2 separate regions of the Homo sapiens genome follow, and region 1 is linked to region 2. A link is an interaction called in ENCODE POLR2A ChIA-PET data of the cell type or tissue named here. Cell type or tissue: HepG2. All regions are shown on one strand. Each heading gives the region's core, and the rest is flanking DNA. Links, peaks and the distances in the headings are about the cores only. Region 1 has its middle 110 kb from the start of INO80D-AS1. Region 2 has its middle 31 kb from the start of FZD5.

Region 1 (15,898 bases), core at 7,812-11,811, 1.8 Mb after region 2:
CATACTCCTGTTTAATTAACAGGTTACTTGACAAAATAAATGTATTCCTGAAAAGTTGGCAGTAAATCTGATTTATATTAATTAGTCATATTTTCTTATTGACACAAATTACCAAATTAGAGATGCTTTTTTTGGAAAGTGTTTTGGTTGTGAGACTAAATTAAAACCTTGCTTTAAAATGCAATGGAATAATGAAGTATTAAAATCACATCTTCTTAAGTATCTGGATAAAACAATGCTTTAAAAAATAAATTACTAAGATTTTAGCAATTCTTGATGCCACTGAACTAGTCTGGTAAAAAAAAAAAGTGTTTTTTTAAAGGCATAATTTCAGCTTCAGAATAGTAGCATTCTCAGTAGAAGTTTCAGTTTTGCTTTGGAACAATTTCTAACTGGTGCAGTTTTGTTTTGGTAAAAGCGAAAACTTGCGTCGCAATTTAGAAGTGGGTAGTCCACTAGAAGCAGCCTTGGACCGTGAGGAAATGGTTGAGCTCAAGCTGTTTCTCCAAAGTAGAAGTGTAACCTCGGAAAATCATCTCACCTTTCTGGACCTTCGGTTCCTCATCTGTAAACTAAGAGAATTAGGCCAGATTAGTAGTTTCTTTTTTCTTTCTTTCTTTTTCTTTTTTTTTTTTTTTTTTGAGACAGTGTGTCCGTCCCTGTGTTGCCCAGGCTGGAGTGCAGTGGTAGGATCTCGGCTCACTACAACCTCCGCCTCCCGGGTTCAAGCGATTCTCCTGCCTCAGCCTCCTGAGTAGCTGGGATTACAGGCACGCATCGCCAGGCCCGGCTAATTTTTTTGTATTTTTAGTAGAGACGGAGTTTTGCCATGTTGGCCAGGCTGGTCTCGAACTCCTGACCTCAAGTGATCCACCCACCTCGGCCTTCCAAAGTGCTGGGATCATAGGCGTTAGCCACTGTGCCCGGCCCATGTGGTTTTTTTGCTGTTAAAGGAAATGATATATACAGTGGTCTATTTCCAAGACAAAGTGCCTTGAATCAGCTTAGGTCAGCAAACTACAGAAGAAACAGCATATACTAGGCCTCTGCTTGGATAGCCAACACCTGCTTGTCGGCCTCCCCCCTCCCCCTCCAACCCCCTTAGTTGCCTTTACCCGAACCAAAGTTTAGTCTAAGATGAAAGTTTACTAGTCTGCAAGATAGCTCGCTTTGTCTATTCTTATCAGCCTGCCCAGCTACTTAGGTCCTAAGTCAAATACCCGAAGAGCCCCTGAGCTAACTAGGATTGCAATGCATTGTGGGCTGCAAAAAAAAAAATGCAGCAAGACAACCCTAAAGAAACCATCTAAATCCCCTACCCAACAATCATAGGCGATGTCTGGGAAGATTGTGACCCCATCGTCCTCAGCCTATGAGGAACTGGGGAAGGGACCTGCGCACTAGGGGACAAATTGCTTGTTGAAACTGTGCTGGGTGTTCCCATTCATCAGACACCCAATCTTGCAAGACCATCATTAAAAGTCTCACTTTCACGGTTCTCCCGGTCTCTTGAGTCCATTCTTTGGGTGTGGACAGGTGAGTTTTTTTCTCACAATGTCAAGTAGCATTTCCAGATCCCTGTGTTAGGAATGGTCTAAAGTGTCCTGTTATGCTGTGTCCAATGGGCTTTCACTAGCCCTTTGCCCATGGTAGATTCCCGTCTTAATGAACCAATACTGCCCATGTGACCTCTTTCCCTTGTGGGGACTCAGCTTGCTAATCAGAGCCCTTTTGACTATTTTTACGGACGTCTGCATGTCACTCTTCCCTCTCTTTCATAATCTTTCCCAAGAGACTCTTTAATTCCACCATGGCCTAGGGTAATGACTCCACCATGATGTCCTCGTCATCTGTGCAAGTCTCCACATAGGCCACATAGGCAAAGCTTAACCGCAACTGATCTAAGTCTTGGAATAGTGCCCTGTGATTGTCCCAGAACATGAGGAGATGCCCTAAGGCCATTTCCCACTCACCTCCCCATCTTCCATGGAGGCCGTCATGGGACACTCTCATTGTTTCTTGGGTTCTGATTGAGGTATGAGGCCTTGTCTTTACCCTTAGGGAATAGCTGCAGGCTATAAAATTGCTTAGTTGCAGCATGCCACAGGCTTCTCAGCTAGAGTGTGCTATCATCCATGCTGTCATCTGGCCACTTTTGTTTCAGTGTTGCCTTATGGGACAAAGGACATGAGGAACTGGCCTCTTTGTTTTTTGTTTTTGGGGTTGCTGTTGTTGTTTGATGTCTAAGCAATAAACTAAGTTCAACAGGGTATAAGTCTTGTTGTTTCTCTACTGGACAAATCTGCCAGCCTTGCTGGACACATGGCAGTTATCAGTGGACATGTTATATCTGTCCCTGCCACTCTTCCAATTTTTTTCCAAGTATGCTGCAGAAAAATTTTAAAAGTACTAACATGCTATGAAACAAATTAGATCGGAGAGTACTTTCCCAGATTGTATTTTAAAGGCATCTTCTCAGCTGTGGCCATTCCTCATTATTGGAAGCAACTTACTCATCCTTTCTGAAAAGTGTTTCCTCTGGAGCAAACTTGTAACCCAGTCACTGGTTGGTGTCACGAAAATGTTTGGAGTAGTTTCAGTACCATTAAGAATGTTTGGGGCCGGGCGCGGTGGCTCACGCCTGTAATCCCAGCACTTCGGGAGGCCGAGGTGGGCGGATCAGGAGGTCAGGAGATCGAGACCATCCTGGCTAACATGGTGAAACCCCGTCTATATTAAAAATACAAAAACAATTAGCTGGGCGTGGTGGTGGGTGCCTGTAGTCCCAGCTACTCAGGAGGCTGAGGCAGGAGAATGGCATGAACCAGGGAGGCGGAGCTCGCAGTGAGCTGAGATTGCGCCACTGCACTCCAGCCTGGGCAACAGAGCGAGACTCCATCTCAAAAAAAAAAAAAAAAAGAATGTTGTGGAATAATGACCTTGGAGCCTAAGTTCATCAGTTATTCAAGGACTAATTATCTGTTCTGTTTATTACCCTAGCTTCTCTGCTCTCCTAACTACTCCACTGACTGCTTGTCTTACAGACATTTTATGCTGTATAAGCACATGTGAGTAGGGGAAATAAGGAACTTCAGTCAGTACTGATGCTTCAAAAGTTGTAATTGAATAATTTAGGGGTAGGAGGCTTTTTATTTAAAAGATCTTTTTTTTTCTTTTTTTTTTTTTTTACATCCCCACCCCCTGGGAGGCTTTTTAAGGAACTAGTGGGATTTAGTTATTCTAGTAGTCCTAACGTTGCCTCGGTATTAATAAACAGTGCACAATATTCTTAAACGTTTATCTCTATTTGAAGTGTGGAATATCAGAGCTGGAAGGTTAATTTAGACTAACTCCCGTAATGCAAGAACCATCCTTCACGTGTGAAGTTTTCTAATTTTTTTTTTTTTTTTAGATGGAGTCTCACTCTGACACCCAGGCCAGAGTGCAGTGGTGTGATCTCGGCTCACTGCAACCTCCACCACCCGGGTTCAAGCGATTCTCCTGCCTCAGCCTCCTGAGTAGCTGGGACTACAGGCTACTAGTCCCAGTGCCACCACACCCGGCTAATTTTTGTATTTTTAGTAGAGACAGGGTTTCACCATATTAGCCAGGCTGGTCTCGAACTCCAGACCTTGTGATCCGCCTGCCTTGGACTCCCAAAGTGCTGGAATTACAGGCATGAGCCACTGCACCTGGCTAAGTCTTCTATCTTTACTCCCTCTCAAGTAGCCCATCCCATTACTGGATATCTCTATTAAGAACATATTATACTTAGATGAAATCTAGAAATTCCAGCCATTGGTGTGTATTCTGCATTTGGGGGTCACATATCGAGTATTACTTTTCTTCCCCACAATAAAGATCTGGGTTCTGCCATAGACTTGTTTAACAAATGTTTTAACTTCTCCGGCCTTCCATTTCTTTCTCTGTGAAAGAAAGAAGTTGAATAATAGTATTTAAAGTATCTTGTAGGTTTTTTTTTTTTTTTTTTTTTTGAGATGGAGTTTCACTGTTGTCGCCCAGGCTGGAGTGCAATGATGTGATCTTGGCTCACTGCAACCTCCACCTCCTGGGTTCAAGCGATTCTACTGCCTCAGCCTCCTGAGTAGCTGGGATTACAGGTGTGTGCCACCACACTTGGCTAATTTTTGTATTTTTAGTAGAGATGGGGTTTCACCATGTTGGCCAGGCTGGTCTCGAACTCCTGACCTCAGGTGATCCACCTGCATTGGCCTCCCAAAGTGCTGGCATTACAGGCGTGAGCCACCGTGCCCGGCCCAGTATCTTCTAGTTCTAAAAGTCTAGGGTCCTTAGATTTTAGTATAGTCAAGTCAGTGTTTCCATTTATTGATTTCAGGTTATTCCTTAAAAATTGAATTATAGGCTGAACACAGTGGCTCATGGCTGTAATTTCAGCACTTTGGGAGGCTGAGGCAGGAGGATTGCTTGAGCCTGAGTTTGAGGCCAGCCAGGGCAACATGGCGAAACCTCATCTCTACAAAAAGTACAAAAATTAGTAGGTGTGGTGACATGCACCCTGTAGTCCCAGCTATTCAGGAGGCTGAGGTGGGAGGATTGCTTGAGCTTGGGAGGCAGAGGTTGCAGTTACCTGAGACAGTACCACTGCACTCCAGCCTGGGCAACAGAGCAAGAACCTGTCTCAAAAAAAAAAAAAAAAAAAAAAGAATTATAAAGGGTCTGAGATATGGTCTGAGAGATGATTTTATGGTCACTAAATTCAAGTATACCCTTAATGCTGTCTGGCAAAGTGAAAGTGTCCCTTCACTCTTCTCCCTCTCCTAGACGATACATTCATACTTTTTCCTCTTTTCTCAGACCTCAACTCATACCTTGTCCTCACCTTTAGCAGATATCGTTGTTTCCTATTTCACTCAGAAAATTTAAGAAATCAAAGAAAAGTTCTACATTCTCCCACTACACACTGGAAGAGACATCTGTTCCTGTTCACTCCGCCTTCTTGTTTCCATGGATGATGGGTCTGTGCTCCTAGCAAGGGCCTGCCCTTCCACTCGGACATGGATCCCACACCCTTTCATTCATCAAAGACACCTTGCTATGGCCTGAATGGCGATGTCCTCCCCAAATTCCTATGTTGAACTCCTAACCCCCAGGGTGGTGATATCAGGAGGTTGGGCTTTGGGAGATGATTAGGTCATGAGGGTGGAGCCCTCCTGATAGGATAGGTGCCCTTATGGAAGAGGTGCAAGGGAGCTCCTGTACTCCTTCCACCAGGTAAGGCTAGGGCAAGAAGGTCCCAACTATGAACCAGAAAGTGGGCCCTTCCCAGGCTGGATTTTCCAGCTTCCTGATCTTGGACTTTTAGCCTCCAGAGTTGTGAGAAATAAACTTCTTTTGTTTATAAGCCCCCAGTTATGGAATTTGTTATAATAGTCCAAATGGACTGAGACATGCTGCTCTAGTAATTCTCCCTTCTCTCCTCTATTGTAAGTGTTTCCCTATCTAAAGGATCATTTCCATTTACATACAAACATGCTATTATTATGTTTCACATTTTAAAACTAAAACCAATAACACAGTGTGTATATATATACACACACACATATACATATGTGTGTATATATATCAACTTGAAACATATATATACATATTGATAGAAAGGTGTTGGCAGATTTGGACAGGAAGGGATCTAGGACAGGTACCCAGGACAACTGTCTTCAAGTATTTAAAGAATAGGGATTACATGTATTTCATGAAGTTCTGGAAAATAGTACATGGATTAGTGGCTGAACATTAAATGAAGGTAAATTTCAACTTCATAGCAATAACTTTGTAATATTTCTTAAAAATTGGAGAGGATGTCTTATTCGGGTAGTGAATTCTTTCTGGAAATTTTCAAGGAAAGTCTGGCTGTCCTTGTTTCAGAGGAATTCCTGCTTTGATAGGTGTATTAGTCCGTTTTCATGCTGCTGATAAAGACATACCCAAGACTAGGAAGAAAAAGAGGTTTAATGGACTCACAGTTCTATGTGGCTGGGGAGGCCTCACAATCATGGCAGAAGGCAAGGAGGGGCAAGTCACATCTTACATGGATGGCAGCAGGCAAAAAAAGAAAGAGCTTGTGTAAGGAAACTCCCCCTTATAAAACCATCAGATCTCATCAGACTTATTCACTATCATGAGAACAGCATGGGAAAGACCTGCCCTCATGATTTGATTGCCTCCCACTGGGTTCCTCCCACAACACATGGGAATTCAAGATGAGATTTGGGTGGGGACACAGCCAAACCATATCATCGGGGTGAAGTCCTATAGATCTATGACTTCCATAAACAAATCCTGTGGGCAAGTCAGAAGTGATCCTCTCATGCTGGCTTTACCTGAGTAAAGACTGTGGTTTCAAGCCTGCTCCTATCTCTAAGCTAAGGCAGGGACATTAAACTCCAGAATTCATCTTCTTGTGTATAACCTGGGAACCAAGAGTAAAGAAGCAAGAAGGCAAATAGAGGTTAAGAGCTTAGAACTCTTTCCTTTTTTCTCTTTATATTTACTTACTTTCCTTTTTCCTTCTTATTTTCTCCTTTATTTTCTTCCTTTTGTGTCCGGAATTGGTGGGTTCTTGGTCTCACTGACTTCAAGAACGAAGCCGCAGACCCTCGCGGTGAGTGTTACAGTTCTTAAAGGTGGCGTGTCCGGAGTTTGTTTGCTCCTTCTGATGTTCGGATGTGTTCGGAGTTTCTTCCTTTTAGTGGGTTCATGGTCTCGCTGGCTCAGGAGTGAAGCTGCAGACCTTCGCAGTGAGTGTTACAGTTCTTAAGGCTACCTGCCTGGAGTTGTTCGTTCCTCCTGGTGGGTTTGTGGTCTCGCTGGCTTCAGGTGTGAAGCTGCAGACTGTCACGGTGAGTGTTACAGTTCATAAAGGCAGCGTGGACCCAGAGTGAGCAGTAGCAACATTTATCACAAAGAGCGAAAGAACAAAGCTTCCACAGCGTGTAACTGGACCGAGTGGGTTGCCACTGCTAGCTCGGGCAGCCTGCTTTTATTCTCTTATCTGGCCCCACCCACATCCTGCTAATTGGTCCATTTTACAGAGAGCTGATTGGTCCATTTTGACAGGGTGCTGATTGGTGCGTTTACAATCCCTGAGTGAGACACAAAAGTTCTCCATGTCCCCACTAGGTTAGCTAGATACAGAGTGTCGATTGGTGTATTTACAAACCCTGAGCTAGACACAGAGTGCTGATTGGTGCATTTACAAACCTTTAGCTAGACATAAAGATTCTCCAAGTCCCCACCAGACTAACTAGATAGAGTGCCGATTGGTGCATTCACAATCCCTTAGCTAGACATAAATGTTCTCCAAGTCCCCGCCAGACTCAGGAGCCCAGCTGGCTTCACCCAGTGGATCCCGCACAGGGGCCGCAGGTGAAGCTGCCTGCCAGTCCCGCACCATGCGCCAGCACTCCTCAGCCCTTGGGCCGTGGATGGGACTGGGCGCCGTGGAGCAGGGAGCAGTGCTCGTCAGGGAGGCTCGGGCTGCACAGGAGCCCACAGCAGGTCGGGGGAGGCTCAGGCATGGTGGGCTGCAGGTCCCCAGCCCTGCCCTGCAGGGAGGCAGCTAAGGCCCAGCCAGAAATCGAGCACAGCAGCTGCTGGCCCAGGTGCTAAGCCCCTCACTGCCCAGGGCTTGCGGGCCTGCCGGCTCCCAGTGTGGGGCTTGCCGAGCCCATGCCCACTGGGAACTCACGCTGGCCTGCAAGCGCTGCGCGCAGCCCCGGTTCCCGCCCGCGCCTCTCCCTCCACACCTCCCCGCGAGCTGAGGGAGCCGGCTCCGGCCTTGGCCAGCCCAGAAAGGTGCTCCCACAGTGCAGCGGTGGACTGAAGGGCTCCTCAAGCGCGGCCAGAGTGAGCGCCAAGGCCGAGGAGGCGCCGAGAGCGTGCGAGGGCTGCCAGCATGCTGTCACCTCTCTCTTTCCCTCTTTGACTTCTTTTTTTTTTTTTTTTTCCCCGAGTCGGAGTTTCACCCTTGTTGCCCAGGCTGGAGTGCAATGGCACAATCTCAGCTCACTGCAACCTCCACCTCCCGGGTTCCAGCGATTCTCCTGCCTCAGCCTCCTGAGTAGCTGGGATTACAGGCACGCGCCACCACGCCCTGATAATTTTGTATTTTTAGTAGACACGGGGTTTCTCCATGTTGGTCAGGCTGGTCTCAAACTCCGGACCTCAGGTGATCCGCCCGCCTCGGCCTCCCGAAGTTCTGTGATTACAGGCGTGAGCCACCACGCCCCATGACTTCATTTTTGATACTAAATTCAGGCCACAGGATTGGTGAGCTTGGCTGTGGCCTGAGGGTCCGGAACCTGGATCTCAGCAGCACCCAGTCAAGGAAGGGCGGTGAGGAAGCAGGCATGGGAAGTAGTTGAGGAGCTCTAGGGCTTCTCCCTTGGGATGCCTCCCACCCACCAGTCTTGGCCACCTTACTTCGCAACGTGCTTGCTAGATTCTCTGTTGGAGGGCTCCGAACTGCAAAAGCCCTCCTTCCCCTCCTGGAACCATGGCCCTTCTTGTTTTTGATAAGCAGACCTCAAAAGACATGATGTTTCTCTTCTCCGTTTCTGAGACTCCGTTTCTGAGTCTCTATGACCTCTTAGAAGACTCTCAATAGGAGCCAATAGAGTAGAATAATTCCCCGTAGTGTTGGCTGCTTCGCGGCATGGCTGCTTAGGGAGTCCAGAACCACTGAGGAGCCCCAGGGGCCATGCTGTCTTGTACATAGCCACTGCCCTTATGGGACTACTGAGCCCTTGAAGCCTGGTTAGCTGGAATAAGAGGTTCCTTAAGGGTAAATACCTGCCAGCTTTCGAATACTTCGTATGAAAAAAAGAATGTAAAACACCTCATAAATAAAATTTTCTATTGGTTTCATATTGCAATGATAACATTTTAAGTTATTAAGTTAAATAATATATTATTAAAATGAATTTTACCTGTTTCTTAACTTTTTAGTGCAGCTACCAGAATAGTTAAAATTATGTACAGGGGCTTGCATTTTTGCCTTGCTTTATGTTTCTGTTGAACAGTGATGCCTTAATATCTTGCTACTTTAAAGTGTGGTCCCTGTACCACCAGCAGCGGCAGCAGCAATAGCAGCAGCATTTCCTGACAGCTTGTTAGAGATGCAGCGTGTCAGTGCCCACCCCAGACCTAAAGGATCAAAATCTGCATTTTAACCAGATGCCCAGGGTTTCAGGTGCAATGCAAGTATGAGAAGTGCCTCTCCCTCTGCCACCATAGAGGCCTTCCTGTAGGTTTAGCATATCCATCTGCTACCAGGAATGCATTCTAGAATGGCTACTGCACTGTGGCATGCTAAGCAGCACGTACAAGGCTGTCAATATATTGCTGCTGAAACTGTTATTGTTTTCCTGTCTCCCAGTATGGACTGTTTGGGTCAAGTTGAACTTCCAGAGAGAGACTGGTGTTTGATAACATTGAACACATTGGGTTGGGAGATGGGGTTGGGGAGAAACAGGGTGTGTCACAGGAGAGGAGGAAGTACAGAGAACAAGACAAAGTCCTTGTTTGTGCACTCCAGTTAATGTTTAACTTTACCTTGGAGAAAGAAGTGGTTGAGAGGGTGGACTTTAGTTTCTGGTTCTTTTTCTGAAAAAATATGTGGACTTAGTTTGATTATCCTCCTGTCTTGAAGAATTGCAGCTGTTGGGAATACATTGGGCCATTTTATACCCAAGTCTCGTGAACTAGGGGACTGAGCCAAGTAGGGAAAGGTCTGGGCTTTTCCTTTGTGGTCTGGTTTTCTGCTCTGCTCTGGATGAATAAACAAGTCATTTAGCCACATGAAACCTCAGTGAGATATCCCACCTCTGAATTAGGAATTTGTGTTTTGAAAACGGGAATGAATAAATGACTCAAGTAGAATGTTTAATAGCACTATTGAGCTATAGTTTACATGCCATAAAATTCACTCATTTTAAGTGCACAATTTATAACAGAATTTTTATTATAAACAAGTAGAAAAGTAATGACACTTTTCTCAGTCCTCTTGGATCAGATTGAATCATATGAAATTGTGGATGTTTAACTGTTTTTGACCTACAATGTGATTCAATCATAACTGAAATGCCCTTTTTCAAAATTCTTTCAGAGCAAGAAAATATTTTCCCAGAGAATTTTCCAGCTAATGAGATGTCCTCCCACATTCCGTATCTCTCTTTGAAGTAAACTGTAATAGATGTGTTGCTGTGTATATTTTATTCCTTTATACCTTCATTTTGAAACAAACTTTAAATAACCTCTAAACTGGACAAAATTACTTTTCCTTTGCAGAAACCACATCTTTATGTCTTCTTTATAAACTTTTCTTTTCTTTTCTTTTCTTTTTGAGACGGAGTCTCGCTCTGTCACCCAGGCTGGAGTGCAGTGGCGCGATCTCGGCTCACTGCAGGCTCCGCCCCCTGGGTTCACACCATTCTCCTGCCTCAGCCTCCCGAGTAGCTGGGACTACAGGCGCCTGAGACCACGCCCGGCTAATTTTTTGTGTTTTTAGTAGAGACGGGGTTTCACCGTGTTAGCCAGGATGGTCTCGATCTCCTGATCTCCTGATCTGCCCGCCTCGGCCTCCCAAAGTGCTGGGATTACAGGCGTGAGCCACCGCGCCCGGCTATAAACTTTTCTTTAACCAAAATCACATTCAATTTTTTTTTTTTGAAATGTGATCTCGCTCCTTCGCCCAGGCTGGTCTGGAACTCCTGGGCTCAAGGTGCTCCTCCCAACTCAGCCTCCTGAGTAGCTAGGACTACAGGTGTGTGCTACCATCCCAGCTACTTAAAAAAAAAAAAAAAAAAAAAAATATATATATATATATATATATATATATATATTACAGTCAAGGTTTCCCTGTGTTACCCAGTCCGGTCTCAAACTCCTGGGCTCAAGCAATTCTCCCACCTCAGTCTCCCAAAGTGCTTGGATTATAGGTGTGAGCCACTGTGCCTGGCCTTCTTACACATTCTGTATGCAGGAATTGTGCGTTTTATATCTAGTAGTTTTAATTTCATATATTAATTACAATTTTAACTCTTAGTAACCTTAATTTTCAATGAAAAACATAGAAATAAGCAATTTTGGTGGGGCACAGTGGCTCACACCTGTAATTCCAGCACTTCCGGGAGGCCGAGGTGGGAGGATTGCTTGAGCTTTGGAGTTTGAGACCAGCTTGGGCAATATAGTGAGACCTTGTCTCTACAAAATATTTAAAAATTAGCCAAGCGTGGTGGCATGCACCAGCAGTCCCAGCTACTCAGGGAGCAGAGGCAGGAGGATTGCTTGAGCCTGGGAGGTGGAGGTTGTGGTGAGCCAAGATTGTTCCACTGCACTCCAGCCTAGGTGGCAGAGCGAGACCCTGTCTCAAAAAAAAAAAAAAAAAAAAAAGCTGTTTTATTTTATTTTTGAGACGGAGTCTCACTCTGTTGCCCAGGCTGGAGTGTAGTGGCATGATCTCGGCTCACTGCAACCTCCCTCTCCTGAATTCAAGTGATTCTCCTGCCTCAGTCTCCCAAGCAGCTAGACCTACAGGCATGTGCCACCACACCCAGCTGATTTTTTTGTATTTTTAGTAGAGACGGGGTTTCACCATGTTAGCCAGGCTGGCCTCAAACTCCTGGCCTCAGGTGATCCGCCCACCTCAGCCTCCCAAACTGCTGGGATTACAGGTGTGAGTCACTGTGCCCAGCCTATCTTGTTTTATTTTATTTTGAGATAGGGTCTCACTCTGCTGCCCAGCCTGGGGAGCAGTGATGTGATCGTGGCTCACTGCAGCCTTGACTGCCTGGGCTAAAGGCAGAGTAGCTGGGACCACAGGTGCATGACACAACATTTGACTAATTTTTTTAAAGTTATTATTTGTAGGGCCAGGCGCAGTGGCTCACGCCTGTAATCTCAGAACTTTGGGAGGCTGAGGTGGGCAGATCACTTGAGGCCAGGAGTTTGAGACCAGCCTGGCCAACATGGTGAAACCCCGTCTCTACTAAAAATACACAAATTAGCTGGGCATGGTGGTGGGTGCTTCTAGTCCAGGCTGCTAGGGAGGCTGAGGCAGGAGACTTACTTGAACTGCTGGCAGGCAGAGGTTGTAGTGAGCCGAGATTGCGCCATTGTACTCCAGCCTGGGCAACAGAGCGAGATTCCATTCCAAAAAAAAAAAAAAAATTATTTGTAGAGACAGGGTTTCACTATGTTGCTCAGGCTGGTCTTGAACTCCTGGGCTCAAGCAATCCTCCTACCTTGGCCTCCCAAATTGCTAGGATTTACAGGCATGAGCCACCATACCTGGCTGAAATAAGCAATTTTATTTTATTTTTTCTTTTAATTTTAAAATATATATATATTTTTAAACACAGAGATGGGGTCTTGCTGTGTTGACCAGGCTCCTCTGAAACTCCTGGCCTCAAGTGAGCCACCCACCTCGGCCTCACAAAGTGCTGGGATTACAGGCATAAGCAATTTTCATTGTTATGTACCAGGTGCAGAGCCCAGGACAAGGAGAGAGCTGTAAAGACCGTATCTGGAGGATCTGATCCTTCATAGCATGGCTAGGAGGCAAGCTGGGCCAGAGAGAATGGAGCCATATTGGGCTTGGTTCTTCCCTGCAGCTGGTGGCCCAGGTACTGTGGACATACATATGTCTCCAGGCCTCACCATGGCCAACTGTCTAGACTACAGAATCCAAAGCTTAAAACCAAAGTCATAAACCCCACAGCAGGATGTTTGCAAGGCTTTGGTGGAACACAGCCAGCCTGCAGTGTTAGCTCAAAGACAAGTTAAGCAAGTATCAAAAGTATCACAGAAGCAAGTTTTTTGACCTTAAAACACCTAGCAGAGACAGCATAAATTTGTTTAATCAGTAGACTCAGGCAAAAATGTCTACATTAAATTTTGAAGACATTTTTATTTTACTCAAAAATTTAAAGCTAGCTTTACTTACCAAAAATTACATGTGAACTTGAAAAGCATTTTGGCTAGTTATTTATGAGTACTCATTTATTTATACGTCAGTTTGGTATCCTGTAGACAACATACAAATACATGTATAGACACATACATACATGTAGATACAACACACAACACACATGTACACATGTATGTATCCAAAAGTCATAGAGATTAGGGAGTTTAATACAAAAGAGAGCAGAGCTTTAGACCTGAAAGGAACCCATTCACAACTCTTGGGGTTCCATGAGGAATACAGGGGACCTCAAAAGAGGGGGGTCAGTGGTGCCTTAACTGTGTTCTTCAAGGGGTCTCGCAGTTGATAGAAATTTCTTTTAGATCCCTTTATGTGATAACTAGAACTCTGATGTTTTTTCTCTGTAATTTTTCATCCACTGACCACCAAATAGAGGAGAAGGGGCTTGAGATAAACCATATCAGACAACTGGAGGGAATATCAAAGGGGGCAAAAGGCGGGGCAGAAGCTGAAGGAAGAATGAGTCCCAGAGGAGCCAGTCTGGAGAGGTCTGCAGCTCCCCAAAAAGACCAACACAATTTTACTTTTTTTTTTTTTTAAGCAAAAATTTTGGCTGAGTGCAGTGGCTCATGCCTGCAATCCCAACACTTTGTGAGGGCAAGGCAGGAGGATTGCTTGAAGTTTGAGACCCTGTCTCTGTTAAAAAATAGAAAAAATTAAAAAAATAGCTGAATATGGTGGCATGGCATGTGCCTGTAATCCCAGCTACCCAGGAGGCTGGGGCAGGAGGGGCGCTTGAGCCTGGGAATTCGAGGTTACAGGGAGCTATGATGGTGCCATTATACTGTAGCCTGGACAACTTTGTCTCTAAAAAAATGACTAAAATAAAATAAAATGTTGCCAACTAAATAGCGTTTTATTTCAAAAGCTATTTAAACCAACACAAAACTAATTTACGTACACATTTTTTCCTGTTAATCCAAATTTAGAAATGGAAGAAGACCAAGAAAGACTCTTCCTCATTCAACTGGGCACCACAGAGACCCAGGAGAACTGACTTGGTAAAAATTTCTTAGCTTTCTTCACTGGCTTTTCATCAATTGACCCAAGATCCCATCCTGAAGTTCTGGAGCCAACAGAGCAATTTGTTGTCCTGCTCACAATACCGAACTGAAAGGAAAGCTTAAATTTTTCCCCAGAAGGTTTGATAAGCTGAGTCAAAAACCAAACTGATAACAGACAAATTAACAGGGAAAAAAAGCATACAAACTTATTAATGTGCAAATGGGCACAGGAGTCATACAAAATATGAAAACTCTCAAAGAAAGGATCTGCTGATTGATGCTTTATATCATCTTGAGGTTACAGAAAGTATAGGGGCTTGGAGTATGGTAAGACCAGTTATGAGAAAGAGAGAAGAGGACGGGCCTGGCTAGCAAACACGGTCTTGTTATGCAGATGACACCTCACAGGTAGTGGTGCTCAGAAAGAGTAAGTTTTTGTTAGACCCCCATCAGACTCTCAGTCTCTCCTGTGAGCCAGTCTCCTCGATCCCGACAAGGTCTGGGTGAGGCAGAGAAAGGGTGGCTGTTTATTTCATCAATGCAGATTTTCTTTATGAATACAAATCCCGCCCATACAAGGCAGATTTTGAGCAATTTTGTTTCCAGCCTTTGAATAGCCATCTTGAAATACCTCAAAGAAGTATATTTTGAGGTGAAATATTTTTGGTTTCCTTTATTGCACAAATCTAGATTTGATCATTCTGGTTTTCTTTCTTTCTTGTTAAGCGACAGGGTCTCACTCTATTGCCCAGGCTAGGGTGCACAATTATAGCTCACTGCAGCCTCAAATTCCTGGGCTCAAGCAATCTTACGCCAGCTTCCCAAGTAGCTAGGACTATAGGCACACGCCAGCATGCCTGGCTACTTTATTTTTTAGTAGAGATGGTGTCTTGCTATGTTGCTCAGGCTGCTCTTAAACTACTGGCCTAAAGTGATCCTCCCGCCTCAACCTTCCAAAGAGCTGGGATTACAGGCATGAGCCACTGCACCTGGCCTCATTCTATTTGTTCAAATAATTATTTTATACTATAATTCATTTTGCACTTGGAAAATGATTTTTTAATCCAATAAATGGAGAAAAGAACTTTTATCTGAGGAATGTGAGTCCTTTTAAATTATCAGGTTGAGAGAGATATTACAATGAGACAGCAGTCACATCTCACTTCCCCTCTTTTGAGCTATGTACTCATCTCTTGAAACTGCTTGCTATTGCCACAGTAACTACAAATTAACCTAATAATGCTGCACCAGACATTATAGCTCATACCCTATAGTTTAACAATGTATAGCCAGCTGGGCACGGCGGCTCATGCCTGTAATCCCAGCACTTTGGGAGGCCAACGCTGGTGGATCACCTGAGGTTAGGAGTTCGAGACCAGCCTGGCCAACATAGAAAAACCCTGTCTCTATTAAAAGTACAAAAATTAGCTGGGCTTAGTGGCAGGCACCTGTAATCCCAGCTACTTGAGAGGCTCAGGCAGGAGAATCTCTTGAACCCGGGAGGAGGAGGTTGCAGTGAGCCAAGATCGTGCCACTGCACTCCAGCCTGGGCAACAGAGCGAGGCTCTGTTTCAAAAAAAAAAAAAATTAGCCAGGTGTGTTGGTGCACGCTTGTAATCCCAGCTACTCTGGAGGTTGAGACATGAGAATTGCTTGAACCTAGGCAGCAGAGGTTGCAGTGAGCTGTGATCGTGCTGCTGTTCTCCAGCCTGGGTGACAGAGCAAGACTCTGTTAAAAGAAAAAAAAAAATCTGCTTGTAACAAAGGCCACCCAGAGCTCATACTGAAGGTTACTAGGTCTCAGTTTTCCGAGCAGCTGTCCTCACTTTGGCTCTAGTACACTCTTTAAATTATTTTTTGTGCTTCAGCC
Region 2 (15,898 bases), core at 7,193-11,192:
GTTGCTTCAGAAAGACTTCTTTGCAAGTTACCAGCCTTTGAGTACCTCCTGAGGAGGATTTTCAATGAAAAGAAAAACAGTCTTTTCCATTTTCCTTGAGTGATCCCGGCAACCTCTCTCCACACACATTCTGCTTGCGGACCACAGTCTGGGTAAATATGGCGTAAATATGAAACAGGACAGGGTGGTTGCAGGAGAATAGAAAATTCTAGGCAACAATTTCACATTACTAGCAAGAGGAAACTGTTGAAATAGCTGCCGAAGGTAGGGACAGCTAAGCCCCTGAGTAACCAGGGTGTGGACCATACTGGCTAAGACCGACTAACATGGCACTGGGTTTGACCTCAGTTTCTCTTAGGACCTCATTATGTGCTCATTAGCATACTAAATGCACACCCACCACCAGCACCAGCACGGCTCCGGGAACACCCATATTTGATGTAAAAATGGGTGGCCCCAGACTGGGCACGATGGCTCAGGTCTATAATTGCAGCACTTTGGGAGGCAGAGGTGGGCAGTTCATTTGAGGTTAGGAGTTCAAGACCAGCTTGGCCAACATGGTGAAACCCTACCTCTACTAAAATTTTTAAAAAATAGCCAGGCGTGGTGGCAGGTGCCTGTAATCCCAGCTACTGGGGAGGCTGAGAAGGAAAATTGCTTGAACCCAGGAGGCAGAGGTTGCAGTGAGCTGTGATCACGCCATTACACTCGAGCCTGGGCGACAGAGTGAGACTCTGCCTCATAAAAAAAAAAAAAGGTGGCCCCACAGTTCCACGAAATCTCCACCTTTTTCCAGAAATCTTCATGAAAAACCCATCCCTTGGTTAAAGAACCCCATAAAAATAGAAACCTTAAACCTCACTGTGAGACTTTCTTGAGTCCACCGCCCTCCCTTTCCTGAGTGTGTCCTTTTCACTTTGTGACAAATCTCTGTACTTTCACTGTTTTCTGACTCATCCTTGAATTCCTTCACACCATGATGTCAAGAGCCTGGACACCACCGGCATTTGGGGACCTCCCCCAGCCCACCAGTATCAGATATACTTGGCCTTATTATCTGTGCAATGAGGGGAAAAGCCTTCCACACCTGGGAGGGAAATACATGTTGGGGCCAGGTATTTCTTTTTTTTTTTTTTTCGAGACGGAGTTTCACTCTTGTTGCCCAGGCTGGAGTGCAGTGGTGCCATCTCGGCTCACTGCAATCTCCGCCTCCCGGATTCAAGCGATTCTCCTACCTCAGCCTCCTAAGTAGCTGGGATTACAGGCATGTGCCACCATGCCTGGCTAATTTTGTGTTTTTAGTAGAGACAGGGTTCCACCATGTTGGTCAGGCTGGTCTCGAACTCCTGACCTCAGGTGATCCGCCCACCTCAGCCTCCCAAAGTGCTGGGATTACAGGCATGAGCCACCGCACCTGGCAAGGATTCCATTTTCAAGGTGCATTGCTTCTTTCAATGAGGACTTCTGTAACTTACACAGGTAACAGAAGATTGCCTGGGGACAATTTCACAGATGAGAGCAGCTGGCTTAGAAATCACAACAAATCTCTATGGCCAAAAATCTGCAAGCAAATCACAGAAAGCAAGTCCCCCATCAGCCTCACAATGGACTTTGGGGACTTGGGGTGAAAGGGTGGGAAGCAGGTGGGAAGGGAGGGATAAAAGACCACAAATTGGGTTCAGTGTATACTGCTCTGGTGATGGGTGCACCAAAATCTCACAAATCACCACTAAAGAACTTACTTATGTAACAAAATACCACCTGTTCCCTAAAAACCTATGGAAATAAAAAAAATTTTTTTTAATCACTCACACAAAAAAGAAAATGTGGTCAGAAAAAGAAAATAAAACAAAATGATTCACAAAGTTGAAAAAAGAGAAAACCCCTACAGGATTTGAATTATAATTCTATATGCTATTTTAAATTATGATCATTAAAAGGATAAAATAGGCTGGGCACAGGGTGGCTCATGCCTGTAATCCCAGCGCTTTGGGAGGCCTAGGCGGGTGGATCACGTGAGCTCAGGAGTTCTAGACCAGCCTGGCCAACATGGCGAAACCCAGTCTCTACTGAAAAAAAAAACTTAGCCAGGCATGGTGGTGCATGCATGTAGTCCCAGCTACTTGGGAGGCTGAGGCAGAAGAATCGCTCGAATCCAAGAGGCAGAGGTTGTAATGAGCCGAGATTGTGCCACTGCACTCTAGCCTGGGTGACAGAGCAAGCCTCCCTCTCAAAAAAAAAAAAAAATGCATAAAACAATTTTCAGGCCTCCAAGGAAAATGTTGGTCCTTCCCCTCATCTTCCTGCCACCACTCCCACCACCATGGCCTCCAGATTCCCTAAGGCACCCCCAGTTTTCAAAGGAGGTGCTAGAAAACTAGCTACACCCCAGAAGTTAGGATGAGAATGACAGAAATGATAGCTGAAAGTGTGTGTTGGGCAAAGCGGGGTAGGGTTCCCCTTAAAGCTCTGCTGGCTGCATTTAAAAACAGATACAGGCCAGGCATGGTGGCTCTTGCCTATAATCCCAGAACTTTGAGAGGCCAAGACAGAAGAGTCTCTTGAGGCCAGGAGTTCCAGACTAGCCTGGGCAAGAAAGCAAGACCTCTGACTCTACATAATAAAAATTTTAAAATGAGTCATGCATTGTGGCATGCACCTGTAGTCCCAGCTAGCCGGGAGGTTGAGACAGGAAGATCACTGGAGCCCAATAAGTTGAGGCTGCAGTTAGCTGTGATCATGCCACTGCCCTCCAGCCTGAGTGCTGGTGGGACCTTGACCCCAGTCTCATAAATAAGTAAGTAAATAAATAAATAAATAAAAACGGATACACAGCACACTTTCATTCGTTCCGGAATCATAAAACTGAGTTTGAGGGGTTTGTCCTTCTCTTTTTCCTCTTCTATGAGAACAGCTGTTCATACCAATTATTCTTAGCTGACTCTTACAGAAGCTCTGAGTGTCCACTAAAAATGTACTTTGTCAGTCAATAGTTGAATCTAGTGCTCTATTTAGGAAGGGTTGTGTACAAAAAAAGTGTAACCCAGGTCTCTGGCCTCAAAAGGGGTGACTATTTTTCTTCTGTGACAAGGAACAAAGTTTAGAGAGCAATACAAGAATGAACATAAGCCCTTATTAACCCTTTTCCCATTTAGAAAAAAAAAGTGCAGCTCACTGCCAGCACTCATTTAATTTCACATAAACACAATATTTGAGGCTGAAGCAAATCTGACTGACTTCAATGTAAAAATAAAATATAAAAACTGTTCTCAGGCCAGTGCAGTGGCTCATGCCTGTAATCCCAGCACTTTGGGAGGCCGAGGAGGATGGATCACTTGAGGTCAGGAGCTCGGGACCAGCCTTGCCAACATGGCGAAACCCCATCTCTACTAAAAAAAAAAATTAAAAAAAAATTAAAAAAAAAAATAGCCGGTCCTCTTGGTGCACATCTGTAATCCCAGCTACTTGGGAGGCTGAGGCAGGAGAATAGCTTGAATCCAGGAAGCAGAGGCTGCAGTGAGCCGAGATCACGTCACTGCACTCCAGCCTGGGGTACAGAGTCAGACTCTGTCTCAAAAGAAAAAAAAAAAAAGAACTGTTCTCAGAGTTATTTCTAAATAGAACTAACATCAGAATTGTCTGAATCATCAGAATTATCTATTTCAGAAAAATCAGATTCATCAAAAGAATCCGGCCAACAACCATTCCAGAATGATGTTAACATCATGCATAGGAATGCTATGTTTTCTAGGATTGGACATTTTCAGTGATTGAGAATTACTATATTTTGTAAATGGAAATACTGTTTCTAAAAACAGAATGTTAAAAATAGAATGATGTCTTTTGTTTCCAAATTCAATATATTAGAGTGATGCAAAAATAATAATAAAAGCGAGATACTTGTGGCAAAGTTATCTTGGGGGTAAATGCTGCACAAGTGCTGCCTGTGAGTATTCTCGGGGCAAGCGGGAAAAGGGTTAAGTATGGGTTACAAACTGGTGTGGTTAGAGTTGGAAAAGGCAAAGATCTCAATGGGCTACAGTTAGGAGGCAGCTTCACAGAGGCGATAAGCAGGACCATTCCCAAGGGATGACAACCTGGAGACATGGTGCAGTCACAGAGGCTCCTCCAGCCCCAAGGCAGTCCCAGAAGTAGGAGGTGCTCTGCCAGTGAGGCTGTGGACTTTAGGGGCTCATGGACACACAGCCACCCAACCTGGGCTCCCACATCCAACCACAGGGCCCCAAGCAAAACCACGGGAGCCCCTTCCTGTCTCCTTCTGCACACACACATGCTTGCAAAGTCATCCATTCCTGGCCACGGTTCTTGTTATACCCCAGATCCAGTGTCAGGGATTCCATGAGCACAGATCAGGATAATGGTGGCTCCACCAAAGGGACAGGGATGAATTCCCAGCTCACTCTCTATCACAACGGTGACCTTCAGTGTGGGACTCAGCTGTCCTGAGCCCTCCACACTGTGAAATGGGGATGATGATACTTCACTTGCAGGATTATTATGAAGACTAAATCAGATATTAAATAATAGCTCCTTAGTGGGCCGGGCGCGGTGGCTCACGCCTGTAATCCCAGCACTGTGGGAGGCCGAGACGGGCGGATCACGAGGTCAGGAGATCGAGACCATCCTGGCTAACACGGTGAAACCCCGTCTCTACTAATACAAAAAATTAGCCAGGCATAGTGGCGAGTGCCTGTAGTCCCAGCTGCTCGGGAGGCTGAGGCGGGAGAATGGCGTGAACCCGGGAGGCAGAGCTTGCAGTGAGCCAAGATCCCGCCACTGCACTCCAGCCTGGGGGACAGAGCGAGACTCAGTCTCAAAAAACAAAAAACAAAAACAAAAAAAAGAAAACAGAACTTAAATTGCCAAAAATATGTGAAAAATACAATGGAATATTTTGCAGTACATAGTTAAAAAGTTAACATAGAATTACCACATGATCCAGCAATTCCACTTCTGAGTATATACCCTAAAGAATTAAAAGCAGGGACTCAGTTATTTGCACACCAATGCTTATAGCAGCATTACTCGCGCTAGCCAAAAGACAGAAATAACCCAAATGGGCTGGGCGCGGTGGCTCACGCCCGTAATCCCAGCACTTTGGGAGGCCGAGGCAGGCGGATCACCAGAGGTCGGGAGTTCGAGATCACCCTGACCAACATGGAGAAACCCGTCTCTACTAAAAATACAAAAAAATTAGCCAGGCGTGGTGGCACATGCCTGTAATTCCAGCTACTGGGGAGGCTGAGGCAGGAGAATCGCTTGAACCCACGAGGCAGAGGTTGCGGTGAGCCGAGATCGTGCCATTGCAGTCCAACCTGGGCAACAAGAGCACAAAACTCTGTCTCAAAAAAAAAAAAGAAATAACCCAAATGTTCATCAACAGATGAATGGATAAACAAAATATGGTGTATATATATTATGTATGCATATATGTATGTTGTGTATATATTATGCATACATATATGTATGTTGTGTATATATTATGCATACATATATGTATGATGTGTATACATTATACATCATATATAATTATAATATATATATATTATTCAGCCTTAAAAAGGAATGAAATTTGGACATATGCTACAATAGGAATGAACCTTGAAGACATTATGCTAAACTAAGCTAGACACAAAAAAACAAATACTGTAGGTTTCCAGTTATATGAGGTACCTAGAGTAGTCAAATTCACAGAGATGTAATAGAAAGTGAGTGGTGATTGCCAGGGGTGGGGAGGGGAAATGGGGATTCCACGTTTAATGAGTACAGAGTTCAGTATGGGATGACGAAAACGTTCTGGAAGTGCTGATGACGACGGTTGCACAGCAGTGTGAATGTACTTAGCCACTGAACTATCACCTAACAATGGTTAAACGGTCAATTTACTGTTATGCTTTGTTTTATCCTACCACATTAAAAAGAAATATTTTCAAACTTGGATTCCAAAAGAACTGTCATTTTTCCTACCTTTAATTACACTTGAGGAATATTCTTTCTTCCTTCTCATCATTGAACTTCTTCCTTGTGCCTTTTCTATGAAAAATACAAGGGAGCTGGGGCTCAGTGGCTCATGCCTGTAATCTCAGCACTTTGGGAGGCTGAGGCGGGTGGGTCACCTGAGGTCAAGAGTTCGAAACCAGCCTGGCCAAAATGGTGAAACACTGTCTCTACTAAAAATACAAAAAATTAGCCAGGGGTGTGGTACATGCCTGTAATCCCAGCTACTTGGGAGGCTGAGGCAGGAGAATTGCTTGAACCTGGAAGGTGGAGGTTGCAGTGAGACGAGATTGCGCCATTGAACTCCAGCCTGGGCAACAAGAGTGAAGCTCCGTCTCAAAAAAAAAAAAAAAAACAACCAAGTGAGGCCGGGCGTGGTGACTCACACCTGTAATCCCAACACTTTGGGAGGCTGAGGCAGGTGGATCATCTGAGGTCGGGGGGCTCGAGACCAGCCTGGCCAACATGGTGAAGCCCTGTCTCTACTAAAAATACAAAAATTAGCCTAGCGTTTTGGTGCCTGCCTGTAACCCCAGTTACTCAGGAGGCTGAGGCAGGAGAATCACTTGAACCCAGGAGGTGGAGGTTGCAATGAGCCGAGATGGTGCCATTGCACTCCATCCTGGGCAACAGAGCGAGACTTTGTCTCAAAAAAAAAAGAGAGAGGAGAGAAAATGGAAGTGGGGAAAGAAGAAAAGAAAGAAAAGACCACTGCTCAAAGATGGGGCAGAAGGACACCTGAAACAGGAAGCAGAGATGCCTTGGCATTTAAATGAAAAAACCTAAAGATCGCTGATCCCATGTGATGGGCAGGCAGAACTTTGCATCCTCTGGGACAAAATGGGAAGAGTTTTCCAGTTGTGGGCATCTCTCATTTCTGAATAAGAGAAAAATGGGCTAGAGAGAAGAGGGGGTGGATATGAAGGGAGGCAAACTGACAACGCAGGACAGGACAGGACATCGCTTGAGTGGCGTTCAGGCCAAATAAAGAAATAAAAATAAAAACTTGCCTAATGCTTTTTTGGTTTTCCTGCTGCTTTACAAACACCAACTAATGAATTCACCTGTCTGGGACAGCCCCTCTAGAGGGAGGTAAATAGTTACAGGCTCTTAGACCCTATCTGCTAAGTAAACGAGCCACACAATGGACTAGAAGTTCCACGGCTTGTGTGGTGAGAGGTTGCAGAAAATTAGTTAATTGCATCATGTCTGCAGCTGATAAAGCAGGTCTAGTGGGTGGCATATTTTACAGTGACACAGTTTCAGGTGGAAGCTGAAAATTCAAATCGCTGCTTCTCTAAGAGATTTGAGGCTCCAGGATCTAATCCTGTTAAAACTTAGGCTCCAAATGAAGAGAAACCTGAGGAACTGGGGTTGGTGGGGGGCGGGGTGGGGGAGCAGAGCTTCCTGTTAAAGGCAGGAGCTAATGCAACCATTATCCTGGATGTTTAATTCAAAAGGCAACACAGATGCATGCACAAGAATCTGTTTTGTCTCACTCTATATCCAGAGGTCCTCCAGCAATGACCCTTCCCCCATTATATGTACACTCCTCCCTTCCAATGTGCTTAATCATTTCTTTTAACTTTTTATTATAGAAAATTTCAAAAACACATGTGAACTCCCCACCCCATGTACCTGTCACCAGCCTCAACAACTATCAACTCATGGTGAATCTTGTTTCATCTAAACCAGTGTTTCTCAAGCTTGAGTGTGTATCAGAATCAGCTGGGGGGAGCTTGTTGAAACACAGATCGCTGGACCCCATCTCAGATTTTTTTTTTTTTTTTTTTTTGAGATAAGAGTCTTGCTCCGTCACCCAGGCTGGAGTGCAATGGCATGATCTTGGCTCACTGCAACCTCTACCTCCCAGGTTCAAGCGATTATCCTGCCTCAGCCTCCCCAGTAGCTGGGATTTACAGGCACGTGCCACCACGCCCGGTAATATTTTTTTTTTTTTTTTTTTTTTTGAGACAGGGTCTCTCTCTGTCACCAGGCTGGAGTGTAGTGGCACAATCTCGGCTCACTGCAACCTCTGCCTCCTGGGTTCAAGTGATTCTCCTGCCTCAGCCTCCCTAGTAGCTGGGACTACAGGCATGCACCACCACGCCCAGCTAATTTTGTACTTTTAGTAGAGACGGGGTTTCGCCATGTTGGTCAGGCTGGTCTAGAACTCCTGACCTCAGATGATCTGCCCGCCTCGGCTTCCCAGAGTATCGGGATTACAGGTGTGAGCCACTGTGCTTAGCCCCTTCTCAGGATTTCTGATCCACTAGGTCTGAGGTGGGACCTGAGAACTTGCATTTCAGACAAGTTCCCAGGTGATGCTGATGCTGCCCTTTGGCAACCACTTTGAGAACCACTGATCTGTATGCCTAGTCACTTTTCCTTTCTGGTATTATTTTTCTCAAAGCCAATCCCAGACATTACATCATTTCTTCTTAAATATTCAGTGCTGTAAAACATAATATACTTACTCAGTTGGATACATTAATATGAACAAAAAAAGATAATACACTGAAAAATAATAATTCATTCATACCAATAATCATCTAATGAGTGCTCACATTTGCAAATGCTTCATCAATTACATAATTTTTTTACACTTTATTTTAATCAGAAGAAAGTACGACTACTGTGATGGAATGGTATGCCTTTAAGTCTCTTAATCTTTAACCATTATTTAACCATTAGCCCTCCTTCAAGTCTACTATTTCCTAGAAATTGATTTTTGAAGATATTCTTTTTTTTTTTTTTTTTTTTTTTTTGAGACGAAGTCTCACTGTTGTCGCCCAGGCTAGAGTGCAATGGTGCGATCTCGGCTCATTGCAACCTCCGCCTCCCGGGTTCAAGCGATTCTCCTGCCTCAGCCTCCGAGTACCTGGGATTACAGGTGCTGCCGCCACCCCCAGGTAATTTTTGTATTTTTAGTAGAGATGGAGTTTCACTATGTTGGCCATGCTGGTCTGTAACTCCTGACCTCAGGCGATCTGCCCGCCTCAGCCTCCCAAAGTGCTGGGATTACAGGCATGATCCCCCACGCCCGGCCCGAAGTTATTCTTTATTATTTTTGAAGAGATACAATAGCACAGCAATAAGTGTTCTGGAGTCCAGCTGTCTGCTTGGCTCCACCATGAGCCCTGTGACCTTGTCAAGTTAGTTGACCTCTCTAAGCACTAGGGTACTGGTCAATGTTTAACAACCAGCACTCTGCCCATCAGTAGGAGCTTGGAAAGAAATGCAAGCCCTGATCTGTACATTTGTCAATTCTTTTTTTTTTTTTTTTTTTTGAGACGGAGTCTCGCTGTGTCGCCCAGGCTGGAGTGCAGTGGCGCGATCTCGGCTCACTGCAAGCTCCGCCTCCCAGGTTCACGCCATTCTCCTGCCTCAGCCTCCCCAGTAGCTGGGACTACAGGCGCCCGCCACCATGCCCGGCTGATTTTTTGTATTTTTAGTAGAGACGGGGTTTCACCGTGTTAGCCAGGATGGTCTTGATCTCCTGACCTCGTGATCCACCCGCCTCGGCCTCCCAAAGTGCTGGGATTACAGGCGTGAGCCACCGCGCCCGGCCCCGTCAATTCTTGTGGTGTAAATACCCACACGGTTACCGGAAAGGGCCCCAATGCAGACCCCGAGAGGGTTCTTAGATCTTGCACAAGAATTTGAGGCAAATTCATAAGAGTGAAAGCCAGTTTATTAAGAAAGTAAAGGACTATAGAATGACTAGGCAGAGCAGCCCCAAGGGCTGCTGGTTGCCCATTTTTATGGTTATTTCTTGATCATATGCTAAACAAGGGGTAGATTATTCATGAGGTTTCCAGGAAAGGGGTGGGCAATTCCTGGAACTGAGGGTTCCTCCCCTTTTTAGACCATATAGGGTAACTTCCTGACATTGCCACGGCATTTGTGAACTGTCATGGGGTTGGTGGGAGTGTCTTTTAGCATGCTAATATATTATAATTAGCGTATAATGAGCAGTGTGGACGACAAGAGGTCACTCTCCTGGCCATCTTGGTTTTGCTGGGTTTTTGCCGGCTTCTTTACTGCAACCTGTTTTATCAGCAAGGTCTTTATGGCCTGTATCTTGTGCTGACCTCCTATCTCACACTGTGACTTAGAATGTCTTCACCTCCTGGGAATGCAGCCCAGTAGGTCTCAGCCTTATTTTACCCAGTCCCTGTCCAAGATGGAGTCGCTCTGGTTCAAACGCTTCTGACACCACCATGACCAGTTTCAAGTTACCAGCATGATGTCGCTAAATGGAGAGTTGGGAAAAGCAGTAGACTAGCACACTATATTCCACAGAACTTCTACCATACAGATACAACAGACGTAACCTCCAAAGCACAGATACAAACACAGTCAAATAATTAGTAAGTGATGAGTTCTGTGTATTTATTACCTTTGTTCTAAACATAATTTACTTAATTATAAGTTTATGTAATAAACTTTTTATTTATTTTTTTTTTTAGGCACTCTCACTCTGTTGCCCAGGCTGGAGTGCAATGGCGCTATCTCAGCTCACTGCAACCTCCGCCTCCTGGGTTCAAGAGATTCTCCTTCCTCAGCCTCCCGAGTAGCTGGGATTACAGGCATGTGCCACCACATCCGGCTAATTTTTGTATTTCTAGTGGAGACGCGGTTTCACTATGTTGGTCAGGCTAGTCTCGAACTCCCGACCTCAAGTGATCCACCCACCTCGGCCTCCCAAAGTGCTGGGATTACAGGTGTGAGCCACCGCGCCCAGCCTATTTATTTATTTTTTGAAACGAGGTCTCATTGTGTTCCCCGGGCTGATTTCAAACTTCTGGGCTCAATCAGTCCTCCCACCTCAGGCTTACCAATGGCTATGTTTAACCATTCGCTTACTAAATTCTTTTTTTTTTTTTTTTTTTTGAGACGGAGTCTCGCTGTGTCATCAAGGCTGGAGTGCAGTGGCACGATCTTGGCTCACTGCAAGCTCCGCCTCCCGGGTTCACGCCATTCTCCTGCCTCAGCCTCCCGAGTAGCTGAGGCTGGGACTACAGGCTCCCGCCACCATGCCCAGCTAATTTTTTGTATTTTTAGTAGAGACAGGGTGTCACCGTGTTAGCCAGGATGGTCTCGATCTCCCGACCTCGTGATCTGCCCGCCTCGGCCCCCCAAAGTGCTGGGATTACAGGCTTCAGCCACCATGCCCGGCCACTAAATTCTTGAAGTTTAACAACCAGCTCTGGCTTCCTCACACTGCTGTCTCTAAGTCTGTTCTTTCTCACCTGTGAATTGGAAAGCACAGCAAGCAATCATGCTTAGAGGCGAGGATTAAAGAAGAGTGTGCCCTTGAGTGCACAGGAAAGAGTTCGTGACTGTTCTTGGTCAAGAGGACCTCAAACAGAAAGTTACTTGCTCCCCCTGGCTGGGCCAGGAGAGCAGCCATGTGGGGCTTGTAGCAACTCACTGCACACAGGGCAGCCGTTTTCAGAATTCCAAGGGGAGAAAGCAGCCAGAAAAGGGTGTGAGCTCACCCTGTAGGCCCAGGAATTGACCCTTGGGCCTGGCTTGAGAAACAAGAGCTAAGCAGTCAGGCAGCCGGCTCCACCCCTCCACTTTACACAGAGGCCACTTACACTGTTTGCTAAAATCAAGACCCTTCTTTTGAGGTAGATCAGGTTACAGGTAAGGTGATTATTGTTTCTAATGGTCTGCAAACAGCTTCTCAACTGTTAACCCCTCCAGCATCTGGGGACACTTGGACAAGCCCTGCCTGGGCAGAGCTACTCAAGCCCCCTGAGCTCAGAGGACTGAAATATGTCCCAAGAACGGGGCCGGAGTTAGTGGGGTCCCAGGCCAGCCAACAGGTTGAGGCTGAGCGCTCGGCACCCATCTTCCCCAAATAGCCTGTGACTCCCTCCTGGCAGTCTCATTCCTGGGAGTTTAAGCCAGGGACTGGAGAACTCATTTGGCTTTGGAGACAAGCCAAATCTTGTCTGCAGAGCAAGTAAATAAAAGAGGCAGGATCAAGTGGCACTACATCCTTTGTGCCTGTCAGACTCTGAATTCTAGGCCCCCACTGCCCATCAGTGGGAGCTTGGGCAAGTTACTAATGTTCTCTGTGCCTCAGTTTCCTCATAATGTATAATGAGGATAAAATGGTATCCACCCTGAGGAGTTATGGGCCAAATTATAGGCAAATGCATGGAGAGCACTTAGCAAAATACCTGGCACATAACAAGTACACAATAAATAGTAACTGCTATTACTATTATTTTAGTAATATTTTAATGCGTGTAGATATTCTTTTTTTGTTGTTTCCTCGAGAGAGAGTCTTGCTCTGTCGCCCAGCCTGGAGTGCAATGGCACGATCTCAGCTCACTGCAACCTCCACCTCCTGGGTTCAAGTGATTCTCCTGCCTCAGCCTCCCAAGTAGCTGGGATTACAGGCATGTGCCACCATGCCGGGCTAATTTTTTGTATTTTTAGTAGAGACAGGGTTTCAGCATGTAGGCAAGGCTGGTCTCGAACTCCTGACCTCAGATGATCCACTCGCCTTGGCCTCCCAAAGTGCTGGGATTACAGGCGTGAGCCACCACACCCGGCCGCATGTAGATATTCTTATAGTTAATAAAATGCAAATCCATTTAGAAGCATTGCATTTAATTAATATGCTTTTCTTTTCTGTATTTTCCCATTCAGTAGATATAAAAAGTGTCATAAAGGGCCATCTTTGGGGTGTTTAGACTTTTAAAAACAGTCCTCATTCTTGGGAAACCACTGATCTAGCCTATGAGAGATCAGCACTGTCTCCATGTACCTCAAGAGGGCTCAGGCCCATGAAAGATGACAGGATTTTGCACAGTTGAAATGGGAAAAAAAGGCCAGGCACGGTGGCTCATGCTTGTAATCCCAGCACTTTGGGAGGTTGAGGTGGGTGGATCACCCGAGGTCAGGAGTTTGAGACCAGCCTGGCCAACATGGTGAAACCCCATCTCTACTAAAAATACAAAAATTAGCTGGGCACGATGGCAGGCGCCTGTAGTCCCAGCTGCTCGGGAGGCTGAGGCAAGAGAATTGCTTGAACTCAGGAAGCGGAGGTTGCAGTGAGCCACGATTGTGCCACTGCACTCCAGCCTAGGCAACAGAGCAAGACTCTGTCTCAAAAAAAAGAAAAAGAAATGGAAAAATAGGCAATGGGGATTAGACAGTGTCACCTTAGATGTCAAGAAGGAAGAGGGAGGCCAGGCATGGTGGCTCATGCCTGTAATCCCAGCACTTCGGGAGGGCGAGGCAGATGGATCACCTCAGGTCAGGAGTTCAAGACCACCCTGACCAACATGGAGAAACCCCATCTGTACTAAAAATACAAAATTAGCCGGGCACGGTGGCACATGCCTGTAGACCCAGCTACTTGGGAGGCTGAGGCAGGAGAATCACTTGAACCTGGGAGGTGGATATTGCAGTGAGCCTAGATCGAGCCAGTGCACTCCAGCCTGGGTGACAGAGCAAGACTCCGTCTAAAAAAAAAAAAGAAAGAAAGAAAGAAGAGGGGGCTGAGGAGATGGGAGCCTGGGATGAGGTGGGATGGAAGGGTGTGGCTCTTCAAAAGAAAAACAATTCAGAAAAAAACAGTATCTTCAAAATGTTCTTTTACCCATTAGTGGCATCCACAAAATCTTTCTGAGGGCTCTAACATGGAAAAATAGTTAATATTAAAACAGAAGAACAGGAAATTGTTGAGATTCAGAAACGGCTGTTTTCAATTTTGTAGCTTCTTCCTCTCCCATTGCCAGTTACAGTGTGAGGTACAGGGTGAGCCCATTACACAGAATTACATTCATATATGCCCAGAAAAGGTCTCTGGAAGGTTATTGCATGAAAGAATGAATAGCAGTTAACTCAGAGATGTGAAATTTGAATATGGGGAAATAAGAATAATTTTTGCTGGCCGGGTGCGGTGGCTCACGCCTGTAATCCCAGCACTTTGGGAGGCCAAGGTGGGCGGATCACTTGAGGTCTGGAGTTAGAAACCAGCATGACCAACACGGAGAAACCCCATTTCTACTAAAAATAGAAAATTAGCCGGGCGTGGTGGCGCATGCCTGTAATCCCAGCTACTCCAGAGGCTGAGGCAGGAGAATTGCTGGAACTCAGGAGGCGGAGTTTGTGGTGAGCTGAGATTGTGCCATTGCACTCCAGCCTGGGCAACAAGAGTGAAACTCCGTCCCCGCCCCCCAAAAAGGAATAATTTTTGCTTACTTCTTTACTTCTATATAGTTTTGCAACAGTCATGTACTACCTTTTCCCCCATCTTTCAAATGTAGTTAGAACTTATGATATCCAAGTGCACAGATCTTGTGTACAATTTGGTCAGTTCTAACAAATGCTTACATCTGTGTAACCTACACACCTATCAAGATATGGAACATTTTTCGCTGGGCACAGTGGCTCACACCTGTAATCCCAGTGCTTTGAGAGGCTGAGGCAGACAGATCACCTGAGGTTAGGAGTTCAAAACCAGCCTGGCCAACATGGTGAAACCCCGTCTCTACTAAAAATACAAAAAATTAGCTGTTCATGGTGGTGGGAGCCTGTAATCCCAGCTACTCAGGAGGCTGAGGCAGGAGAATTGCTTGAACCCAGGAGGCAGAGGTTGCAGTAAGCCGAGATCCTGTCACTGCACTCCAGCTTGGGCGACAGAGAGAGACTCTGTCTCAAAAAAACAAAACAAAACAAAACCCAAAAAGCAGGATATGGAACATTTTTAAGATGAACCCAAAAAACTTTCCTCATGCCCCTTTCCAAGTAATCGTCTTCTCCTTCTGTCCTCTGTGCATCTTCCTATCCTTCCAGCCCCTGCAAGCAAACATGGACCTGATTTCTAGTTTTGCATGATCTAGAACATCGTGTAAGCAGAGTCATATGGCATGTACTCTTGTCTCTAGCTTCTTTCACTCAACATAATTTCTTAAGCTTCATTCATGCGGTCATATGGATCGGTAGTTTGTTCCTTTTTTTTTTTTTTTTTTTGAGACAGAGTCTTGTTTTGTCGCCCAGGCTGGAGTGCAGTGGCGCGATCTCGGCTCACTGGAAACTCCGCCTCCCAGGTTCAAGCGATCCTCCTGCCTCAGCCTCCCGAGTAGCTGGGATTATAGGTGTGGGCCACCACGTCCAGCTAATTTTTGTATTTTTAGTAGAGATGGCGTTTCACCATGTTGGTCAGGCTGGTCTCGAACCCCTGACCTCATGATCTGCCTGCCTCAGCCTCCCAAAGTGCTGGGATTACAGGCACGAGCCACTGCGCCCGGCTAGTTTGTTCTTTTTTATTGATGAGTAATAACCTGTTGCATGGATCTACCACAATTTGCGTATTCATCTGTCAGTTGACACCTGGACTGTTTTCAGTTTTTGATTATTACAAATAAAAATACAGAGAAAGGCCGGGTGCGGTGGCTCATGCCTGTAATCCCAGCACTTTGGGAGGGTGAGGCAGGCAGATCACCTGAGGTCAGGAGTTCAAGACCAGCCTGGCCAACACGGCAAAACCCTATCTCTACTAAAAATACAAAAATTTGCCGGGCATGGTGGCACACGCTTGTAATCCCAGCTACTCAGGAGGCTGAAACAGAAGAATTGCTTGAACCCAGGAGGCAGAGGTTGCCGTGAGCTGAGATCGCACCACTGCACACTCCAGCCTGAGCGACAGAGCAAGACTCTGTCTCTAAAAAACAAACACAGCAAAAAAAAAAAAAAAAAAAAAAACAAAAAAAAAAAACATGTCTAAGTCTTTTTGAAGATAGGTGTTTTTCCTCTCTTGGGTGAATGTCTAGGAGCAGAATGGCTGGATTAAAGCTGACTGTTTTCCACATTCTTCCTGTCACTCAGTACCTCAAGATTCACTGCCTGG

Evidence for each region. ChIA-PET counts read pairs that join two places held together with the same protein. Peaks named below come from ENCODE experiments on the same cell type or tissue, not always from the same donor. Only the 100,000 strongest peaks of a DNase experiment are listed, where the experiment ranks them.
Region 1: POLR2A ChIA-PET joins it to region 2 with 6 read pairs; 1 of 35 experiments calls an interaction of 5 or more read pairs at or near these places.

What each region holds. Positions count from the first base shown.
Region 1 is chr2:205,969,108-205,985,005 of GRCh38, reverse strand. No RefSeq gene overlaps it. Among named protein-coding and RNA genes, the nearest start is that of INO80D-AS1, 110 kb to the left of the region's middle. RefSeq lists a silencer at 10,175-10,375. In HepG2, for the core only: no CTCF peak of the experiment used is centred there; a DNase peak (open chromatin) is centred at 9,505.
Region 2 is chr2:207,792,762-207,808,659 of GRCh38, reverse strand. No RefSeq gene overlaps it. Among named protein-coding and RNA genes, the nearest start is that of FZD5, 31 kb to the right of the region's middle. RefSeq lists enhancers at 5,964-6,463, 6,464-6,965, 10,942-11,926, 11,927-12,912. In HepG2, for the core only: no CTCF peak of the experiment used is centred there; a DNase peak (open chromatin) is centred at 9,199; H3K4me3 peaks cover 1,505 bases.